Linked DNA regions of Homo sapiens: regions 1, 2 and 3 are each linked to region 4. A link is a loop called in an ENCODE intact Hi-C map of the cell type or tissue named here. Cell type or tissue: Caco-2. All regions are shown on one strand. Region 1 has its middle 130 kb from the start of MIR4454. Region 2 overlaps LOC101928081 (a long non-coding RNA gene). Region 3 has its middle 55 kb from the start of MIR4454. Region 4 has its middle 330 kb from the start of FSTL5.

The links. Peaks named below come from ENCODE experiments on the same cell type or tissue, not always from the same donor. Only the 100,000 strongest peaks of a DNase experiment are listed, where the experiment ranks them.
Region 1: it touches region 4 in a loop (13-fold over the local background); 7 of 110 quality-filtered maps call a loop at or near these places.
Region 2: a loop joins it to region 4, with 7 times the contacts of the local background. A loop is called at or near these places in 2 of 110 quality-filtered maps.
Region 3: a loop joins it to region 4, with 27 times the contacts of the local background. A loop is called at or near these places in 46 of 110 quality-filtered maps.

The regions. Positions count from the first base shown.
Region 1 is chr4:162,958,158-162,960,657 of GRCh38, reverse strand. No RefSeq gene overlaps it. Among named protein-coding and RNA genes, the nearest start is that of MIR4454, 130 kb to the left of the region's middle. In Caco-2, no CTCF peak of the experiment used is centred here; a DNase peak (open chromatin) is centred at 1,367.
Region 2 is chr4:163,110,550-163,113,049 of GRCh38, reverse strand. All of the region lies in intron 1 of LOC101928081 (a long non-coding RNA gene), which reads right to left. It also overlaps a transcript of NAF1 not described here. Among named protein-coding and RNA genes, the nearest start is that of MIR4454, 18 kb to the right of the region's middle. In Caco-2, a CTCF peak has its summit at 1,290; no DNase peak of the experiment used is centred here.
Region 3 is chr4:163,037,089-163,039,588 of GRCh38, reverse strand. No RefSeq gene overlaps it. Among named protein-coding and RNA genes, the nearest start is that of MIR4454, 55 kb to the left of the region's middle. In Caco-2, no CTCF peak of the experiment used is centred here; a DNase peak (open chromatin) is centred at 1,248.
Region 4 is chr4:162,496,283-162,498,782 of GRCh38, reverse strand. No RefSeq gene overlaps it. Among named protein-coding and RNA genes, the nearest start is that of FSTL5, 330 kb to the right of the region's middle. In Caco-2, a CTCF peak has its summit at 1,009 (motif pointing left); no DNase peak of the experiment used is centred here.

The DNA of each region.
Region 1 (2,500 bases), 460 kb before region 4:
TATGCTATAATTTAGGATAAAAAGGAGGTCTTTCTATCGTTTGCTTTGCTTTTGTTGTTTGTTTTGTCATTGCTATTTTGCATGAGGTCCATTTTCGGGATAAAGACAGAGGCTAGAGTTCTAAGAACTGGTTCAAATACATTACATTAAGACTTATGTTGTCAGAAGAGCTTAGGATTCTGTCTGTAATCATTGTAATTGAACCGGGTTTCTTATTCCACATAGTGATTAGCAAAGTTCTGTTAAGACACAACTGAACAGTGGGCTTGCCTTCAGCAGGAACAAGAATGGAGGGTTTTGGGGAGACCAAGTTCCTGCTAAAGCTGAGCTTTGGGGGAAGGAAGAAAAGCAATTGCTTTAAGTATTGAAGAAGAGTGGGAGAGCTCTTGAGATGTGACATAAAGGAAATAATAACAAAAGTTTATGAGATGCCTACTTGACAAGGATTTACAGTTCTATATAGAATTTCTTTGATATGTTAGCTGCTGATTTTTTTAAAGAAAGATTTTGGTACATAGAAATTATTGTAAACTCAATATGTTCATTTTTCTTCATCATTCACTTCTTTCAAGTTGTCTACAAAGTGCAATTTTCCCTTATAAATTATTACACTTATAAATAGAACTAAGTTTTATATTAGAATAATATATAATGGTGTCTTAAATTGTTTTATAGCAGGATGTGAAAGGGGACTTTTCATCCTGTCTTAGAATTTTGGCTAAAACCTACAGGTTGAAAACAATGGTGGTGGGAAGGGCTAACAACATCTGCAGTCTGAAGGGAAGTGCTGAACTTATCTATGCAGGTATTGCCAAAAAGCAGCCAAAATAGCACCTGTACTAATGGCTACTGGGGAGGCTAAGGCAGGAGGTTCACTTGGGTCCAAGAGTTGGAGGCTGTAGTGATCTATGATCATACCACTGCACTCCAGCCTGATCAACAGAGCAAGATTCCATCCATTTAAAAAAAAAAAAAAAGAAGAAGGAAGAAAAAGAGAATTCATTTGAGTACAAACGCTATGGTGGTGATTCTCTCTCTTTCCTATGGAGAGAAACAGGGAAGGACGTTACCTTACCCACTTGAAGTCATGCAAGGAAGGGGTGGGGACACTTAAGACTGGTGTTCTGGGTAATGAAGGGCTGGCTTGCATCTCACTTCTTGGGTGAGGCTTGGTGGGCAGCAGAGTCAGGGAGCCCTGCCTAGGGCTGCAGCTGGCATTAAAAGGGGTTCTTGGTAGAAAGATCCTGACATGTTTTCCCAGAGGTTGGAGGCACGTGTGAGCAGAGAGCCTCATGCCTGCTTCTCTCCTGGTGAGCTCTGAAGAAGGCAGGTGCTGCCTGGAGTTGCCCATGAGAGGCAGATGGACAGCAGAGGGAGCTGAGGGACCCATGTGCTTACACACATTAGTGGGTTCAGGATGTATGTGTTGGCTTGAGAGGAGTGACACTGTAGAGAATAGCTGAAACCAGATCCTCTTGAAACACCTCCATCCAAGAGGAATGCCTGACTGGGGAGGAAAGTGGGGAGGAAACGGGTCAGGCAGAAAGTGTGCTATCAGTGTCAGTGACAGGGAAGTGGGAGGTTCTCAGGGGAAGGGTGTCTCTCAGTTTCTCTGAAGAACCCAGCAATGCTACCCATCACAGGACCAGGAGAAAGCACACCAACCACAGGGATGACATAGGAAGAGAATGTGACATTTTGTCCTTGTTTCATTCCCCTTTCTTCTGCTCACAGTCCACAATAAGCAGGAAGAATCAGAGCAAGTGGAGGAGGAAAGTGGAAGAAGAATAAATGAAGGAACGTGTCAGCTTGTCTCCCTACTGCTGCTCTGCAACCTGCGGTGGAGAGAAGTGATAAAGAGGACTTTACACCGAAAATATTATTGGGGCTAGAAATTGTCTTTAAAAAGAGAATGTTCTTAGAAGCAAAATGACCCCAAATCATTGTGATTTACCAGATTAAATTCTTGGTCAATTAGCAAAGAAGGGATCTCTGACAAACTGAATTAACAGACTAAGATGGCAGAGAAATAAAGCCCACTTAAGAAACAATTTGCACTTCATTTGTTGGGAAACAATTTTAAAAAGGAAATTACCATATCTTATTTAAGTTTACACCCTTAACAACTGGTCAAGAGTCTGATACCTAAGTAAACATTCAGTATGTTCTGTTAAAACAGAATAAATACATCAATTAATTCTCCTGGAAACTAAAATTAATTATGAAACAAAATAAACATGTGCCTTATCATGCTTGCAGAAAGAGGAAAACAACAAATATATGTGAAGACTGAAGTGCAGCCATTTGAGAAATACTATTGTTGTTAGACTTGTGATTTCTCAGGAGGGTAATCACACTCCAGCTACCTTTGAATAACGTCTTGAATTTACTAGATGTGAAATATATTTCCCTGGAAAATTAAAATCTCCACCAGAAACATACTGTTTTTTTTTCTTGATTTTAAAAATAAGAAACTGATTTCAAGAAGGAAATAGATTTT
Region 2 (2,500 bases), 610 kb before region 4:
GTCTCAATTTTTCTTCTTGTCTCCCTTTGCTCCTGCATCTACACATATAGAGTTGAACGTGATCGGAGAAAACCCAACACTCATGCTGTCTGGTATCACTTGAGATTCATAACTACCAAACCTAAAAGGGAGCCTTAAAGCTGCAATATTTTTTTCCTAGTCCATTCACTTGTCACTCACCAAGGTGACAATTTCATAACTCTCCTCTACAACCTTCAAGCCTTCTGTTCCCTGATTTCACTATCCCTCCTCAGTAGCAGTTTTGTTTTCCTCTTTGTACTGAGAAAATGGAAACAGTTTTATTGGGTGGACATAGAGCTGTATCATCCACATCCCTCTTCACAAAAAGAGCCTTATACCCCAGCTGCTGGGGTTAGCAGATATCTTCCAGCATTCAGCAACTATAAAGTCCATCTCACTTATGGAGAGCCCTAAGTGCACCTTTCTAGGGGGAGCCCAAATCCAATGTCCATTTCCAGAAGGAGTGGTTGAGGGCAGCATAAAGGCTGGAGGAACAAATCCAGAGCTCTCTTTGGGTTGGTTAAGCTTTGCCAAGCATGTACTGCAGTTTGAATTTCTCCTCCATCCATGTGTTTCCTCTCTCTCCCTTCCCTAAGTGTTGATCCCTAACACATGTTCAGTATTCCAATTTCCATCTCAGTATTTGCTTCCAGTGAATCCAACCTGTGATAGCTCAAATACATTCAGATTTCCATCACCATGTTCACCTACCAACCTACTTTTTTCCTCAATATTCTATGACTGCCTTCTTTACAGAGTACTTTTACTTAAAGCTAATCACTTTATTTGTGTACTGTCTTTGCTTACTGAGAGAGAGAACTCTAGCAATTTTTCTCCCCCCCCAATCATTTTTTCCATTTTGTAAAATCGCTATTATCTCTCTCATCTTATTTTTTTTATCCTTGCTTTGGCCCATTTCACCAGCTACTGAGCTGTTCTGCTTTCTTTTGCAAAATTATTAATAATCTCAGACTCCCAATTCCTCTTCTCCCATTTCCTCTGTAGCTTATTCTAATCAGGCTTCCCCCTCCATTAGTGGAAACTGCCCTTTTCAAAGTCATCAATGGCTTTTACAGTGCAAACTATGATGGTCTGACCTCAGTCTTCATCATACTTAACGTTTTTTGCGTGATTGATAAAATTTTCTACTCCTTAAAATGTTTCCCACTTGGCTTCCAGGACATCAAACTCTTTTACTTTTTTCTCCTCCTAGTTCACGGCTCACTCTCAGATGGGCCACCTAGTGCACAATTCGAAGAAATGCCATTTACCTAGAACAAAACACTAGCGGTGGCTCTACTTTCTCAGTCCCCTTTTCTAATTGATTCTCTTTTCCCTGTCTCTTAAGGTAGGAGGGTCACAGAGTTCATGCTTGATCCATTTATGTTTTTTATGTACACATTTCTCTTCCAGACACTTGGACTCAGAAATGCACAAACTCCCTGACATCTTTATTTAAATGACTAATAGGTATGTTAACGTCCAAAATGAATTCTAAATTCACCCCAAACTTGCGCCACTGGACATTTCTGCTCCCTCAGTTTATGACAACTCCATCCTTCCAGTTGATCAAGCTCATTCTATTTCATTTTATTTTGTGTTTCAAAACAAAATAGAAGAACAATAAGGATTGTATATTACTTTTACTTTATGCTCAGAGATGGGGAGGGAATAATGGTGGTTAAAGAATTAACCTGCTTTCCAATTTTCTAGGGATAGCACTCTGAATTTAAATGTTTCAAATGGGTTGACAACTACCAAAGACATTTTCCCACTACTTCCTCCCTCTCCTCTGGTATTCAATTACTTCCTAACTTGACTCATATTCACCTATTTTTTTAACACCAAATCAGTCCTTCAGCTTTGTATCTAGAAGTATATATTCAACACTTGTCACTTCTGAAAAAAACAAAAGGTAGTTATGCAATAGTTGAAGTTATGTCCAGAAATCTACAAAAAAGTTTTTTTGCGAGATATAAATTAGTAAGGAGTTTTCTGAGGAACCTTCAAAAAGCAATTTTTGGGGTTTACCTTTTTTAAAATGTTTCCGGTGTTTAATATGTGAAAAGGAATACAATTTCTAGTTATTATAGAGGGAGAAACAAAACTCAAGCAGCTCTATCTCAGTTTTGATGTAGGCCTTAATCCATTTTTAAAAAATATAAATAAATCCCTAGAGATTACAGTTCCAGGTTCCTAAGACTAAATATGTAAATAACTACGCTACAAAGTGCTAGAGCTCATCAATTTTGAGTTAAAAAAATCCATAGTAGAATTTAACTTGATGGAAACAAAAATAGGAAAACCAAAAACAAAACTGAAAGCTTAAAATCTGTCTCTAGTTCCTGTCCTCTTTCAGTGGAAATGTATTGAAGCAAATAAACATCACTTTTGCTTGACCTTAGATTTCCAGATCAGTAAGAGAATATGCAAAATTCATTTACAAGTTAACTTTCAAAGTTAAGATGATGATACAGTA
Region 3 (2,500 bases), 540 kb before region 4:
CTTTGAATATGTCATCCCAGTCCTTCACGGCCTATAAAGTTTCCACTGAGAAGCCTGTTGCCAGACATATCAGAGCTCCTTTGTGTGTTATTATTTTTTTTTCTTTTACCACTTTTAGAATCCCTGCTGTATCCTTGATTTTTGGGAGGTTGGTTATTAAATTATTTGAGTTAAATAAGACTTTGGTGTTCTATGACCTTTTTGTACCTGAATGCTGATATCATTCTCTAGGTTTGGAAGATTTCTTTTATTTCTTTGAAGAAACTTTCTGTCCCAATCTCTCTCTCTCTACCTCCTCTTTAAGGCCAATAACTCTTATATTCACCCCTTTGAAGCCATTTTCTAAATTTTATAGGTGTGCTTTATTCTTTCTTATTCTTTTTACTTTTTTTCTCTGCCTGTATATTTTCAAATAGCCTGTCTTCAAGCTCACTTATTCTTTCTTCTGCTTTATCAACTCTGCTGTCGAGAGACTCTGTTGCATTTTTCAGTTTGTCAATTGAATTTTTCAGCCTTAGAATTTCTGCTTGATTTTTATTACAATATTTCAACCTCTTTGTCAAATTTCTTTGGTAGTATTCTGATTTCCCTCTCTGTGTGTTATCTTGAAGTTCATTGAACTTCCTCAAAACAGCCATGTTGAATTCTCTGCCGGAAAGGTCACACATCTCTGCCACTCCAGGACTGGTGGCTGATTCTTTATTTAGTTCATTTGGTGAAGTCATATTTTCCTGGATGTTCTTGATACTTGTAGATATTCATCAATTTCTGGACATTAAAGAGTCAGGTATTCTAATATTAACAGTCTGGACTTGTTTGTGCCTGTCCTTCTTGAGAAGGATTTCTAGGTATTCAAATAATTGAGTATTGTGGGCCTTGCGCGGTGGCTTACGCACGCCTGTAATCGCAGCACTTTGGGAGGCCGAGGAGGGCGGATCACCTGAGGTCGGGAGTTTGAGACCAGCCTGACCAACATGGAGACACCCCGTCTCTAATAAAAATACAAAATTAGCCAGGTGTGGTGGCGCATGCCTGTAGTCCCAGCTACTCGGGAGGCTGAGGCAGGAGAATCGCTTGAACTCCGGAGGCGGAGGTTGTGGTGGGCCGAGGTCGCGCCATTGCACTTCAGCCTGGGCAACAAGAGCGAAACTCCGTCTCCAAAAAAAAAAAAAAAAAAAAAAAAAAAAAAAAAAAATTGAGTATTGTGATTTAAGTCATTGGTCACTGTAGCCATAATTGCACTAGGGGGCACTCCAAGCCCAGTAACGCTGTAATTTCTGTAGCCTGGTAGAGGTACAGCTTTGGTGGGCCTGTGTAAGATCCAAGAGAACTCCCTAGATTACTAGGCAAAGTTTCTCATTCTCTTCCCTCACTTTCCCCCAAACAGAAGGGGTCGCTTTCTCTGTGCTGGGCTGCCTACGGTTGGAGGATGGGTGACACAAGCACTCCCATGGCCACTAGAGCTGACATCTCACTGGGTCACGTTCGCTCCAAGTCCACTGGCTGTGGTCCCACTGCAGCACCAGGACTTGCCCCCAGTTTTCTTGTGGCTCGACTGCCTTTCAAATTTATTCTAGGCCCTAGGTCACTTTAGTCAATTGGTGGAGCTAACTGGAAATCTGGTTCCTACTGCTGGGGTGGAGGATTCCTCTCTGGCCCAGAAATGGTCTAAATGCTTCCTCTGTGGGCATCAGTAGAATTCTGCCTTGTGTTGCTCTCCACTGTGACAAGGTAGCAGTCAGTTCCAATGCAGAGTCCCACAATTACTCACCATCCCCCAAGTACACATATGTTCTGTCTGTGCTGTGCTTCCAGGAGATGGGAGAAGGGTGGTGTAGGCAATGTAAGACTGTCTTTCTCACCTTCTGTGGTGCCTCTTTCCTTAATATGCCCTTAAAACCAGGTGCTGTCATTGCTCACCTGTATTTTGGTTCTTATAAGGGTGCTTTGTTGCACAGATAGTTGATCAATTTGGTGTTCCTGTAGGGGGAGGATCACAGGAGGGTTTCATTTGGCCATGCTCCGCCTCCTTCTGGATGTGAATCTTTTGAAATACATTTTCAGTCATTTCAACCCAATATTTATGTAAGCTAACCTTAGAAACTGACTTGTGTATCTCTGCATCACAAAATATTAAATACATATTTAAAATATAAGGAAGTATATTTAATCACATTACTGTCATTAAACATAGTAGTAACATAATGAATGTTAGTGAAAGGAAATGCATTATAGCATTAACAATTAAAATTAAAGGGTATTTATTATTCATCTTTATTACAGTCTTCTAAAATGTACATTTAACATTTATAATGTGTATCTTACTATAGGTAGTATATAATATATACTATTAACCCGTAAATAAATATCAGGATTAAATGCTATAATTTTTGCACTTATGGGGTATAAATTATATCTTTTAATATAAAAAAGATAAAAAAGGGATAGAGTTGGTAAAGAATATTTTCTTTAGCTTTTACACCCACAAACACGATCTTTA
Region 4 (2,500 bases):
TGGAATTGACTTCCTAAAAGAAACTTTATTCTTAATCACCAAAAACTGAAAGTTATCACGATATTTTTTGCAATAACAAAATCATGGGTTTTAATAATTAGTAGAAAAGGTTTAAGGATATTGAGAACATCCTTAAAGGGAATCGTGGATTCTTGTTATTGACAATGAGAATCAATTTCTGCCATTCCTGTCCCCATCCCTTTTTAGGGATTGGAATGATAAAATTACATGGCCATGTCTGGCTTGCCATTATAGTCTGAATGAATTTAAATTCCATAGTTTAATATAGTCCTACAAGTTTTTGAAGGCAGAAAGTCACTGGAGGCCATTTTTTTCCCTGATTGAAGGGTGGACTTTCTCATGTGTGCATGTTTGCCGTGGCTGGATTCCAGCCCTCCATTTCTGTCACTAACTTCATGGTGTTGGGCAGCTGTGATATTGACAGCGGACAGGAGCACTTAAAGTTCCTGACCTTCTTTGTAGTAGCCACAGAGTCTGGCATCTAGGTCACAAATGTGAGTGTACAACTTATGGAAAGAAATAAAATGTGTTTTAAAAGTAATTGAAGGCAGCACAAATAGGAAGATAAAATTCATAAGCTCTGTGTGTGTGTGTGTGTGTGTGTGTGTGTGTGTGTGTGTGTGTATACATATATGTATACATATGTCTTTGTGTTCATGACTACAATGATAATAAGTGGAAGAAATAAACTTTTAGGTGGAGAAAAGTTGAAAATGATAATTTAGATAACTAAGAATGGGAAACTACAATCCAAACGTATGGTTAAGAAGGTGATTAAATAGTCAACAAAATAACCACTGGTGGCTATATTATTCACCCATTAGAATTAGAAATAGCAAGACTTTTACATTTTAATAATAAGCTGAATGTTTCTGAGGGCTTATATAATATAAATTAGTTTTCTACGTTGGGACCGTTCCGTAATTGTGTACTTATTCTATAACTGTGTTTTTGCTTTTTATTGCGCAATGGCTGTATGCCTGTGCTCTTATCCTTTGCTGCCATCATGTGGTTACATGAAGAAATACCAGAAACAGTTTTATCCCACACAATACCAGAAACAGTTTTATCCCACACAATACCAGAAACAGCTTCACCCCACACAATTTTTGGGGGGTTAATCATGAAGGAAAATTTAGAAAAGCAGATATTTTAAAGTTAAATATTAGATTACAATCCTAAAAAATACATTTGAATACAAATAACTCGTCTCAAATATATATTCTTGTACTAAAACACACACACGAACATATATATATATGGAGAGAGGGCATGCTATCTTGTCATTTGTTAATAAATTCAGTTTCTCTAGGCTTTTTGTAAATGATTGAGAGCAGAAAAGTGAAAAGAACATACTTTTTAAATAAAGAGATCATTGACACTCCTTTTCTTATTCACAAGTGTGAGCTATAGCTTTAACCAAGAAGATGCTCCCTCTTAGTTCTCATAGTCTTCCAGTGATAAATGCATGAGATATTTTACCAAAATGGATAATTGAAAGAGAGAATCAGCCAACAAAAATAAAAGTGCAGTAAAGAAACAAAAAGTGATGAATGAAATGAAATCCAAATCAAGCATAAATTGACTTATAGAAGAAATAACTTAACTTGGAAACGTTCACATTGTCTCAATGACAAGACTTCAGATATACAACCAGAGGAACTTAGTGAAAGCAAACCTGATGTACATTTTCCCAATGTTGATTAAAATAGCCTTGTACATTTTAAACTTGCATGACTACTTTTATGGTTCTGCACTACCGTGCAATGTGAACACTGCCTTTATACAAAAATACTGAAGTGGTCAACATATTTTTATTAAATATTCCAACCTAATTTCTAAATGAATAATACTGATTGCAAAAACTCTTTACATGACCACCCATGATACTAAGCCAAGTGGGCATAACAGTATCGAGAAGATGTGAAATGAATATGTACTTCCTGCTCATTATGAAATATAAGCACACCCATTTATTACCCTTTCCAGAATTTTATCAAATTTTCAATTAGAAAAACAGCTACTGGTCAGAAAGATCAAGATAAGGGCTCACCAATGTAAAGGTACTATGGAGGAACTTGGGTCATGAGCAGTAGATGGAAGTTTTGTGAAGAGAAGAAACAATGCTGAGAGTGCACAACCTTCTCACGTGGGAAGAGGCTGTAGGTCGTTGGGGCGAGGAGGGCAGCCTCTCTGGGGGTGAGGAGGTCAGCCTCTCTGAGGACACAAGAGACACTGTAGTCACAGAGCTATGCAGAGCGAGGCAAGACAGAGGACAATTAGTTAAGGAGTCACTGATAGGAAAACCAGCCCGGAACTCCTCCCCAGCTCTAAAAATGCAGGGCAACATGTAGTCAAGCATTTTATCTGCATGTTCTATTTTTAAAATGAAACCCCTTTGGGGGCAGAACTATAAATTGTAGTGCAGGTTTTGATGACCCAAAATAAAGCCCCCTGTATTTTGCATTACAGAGCATGC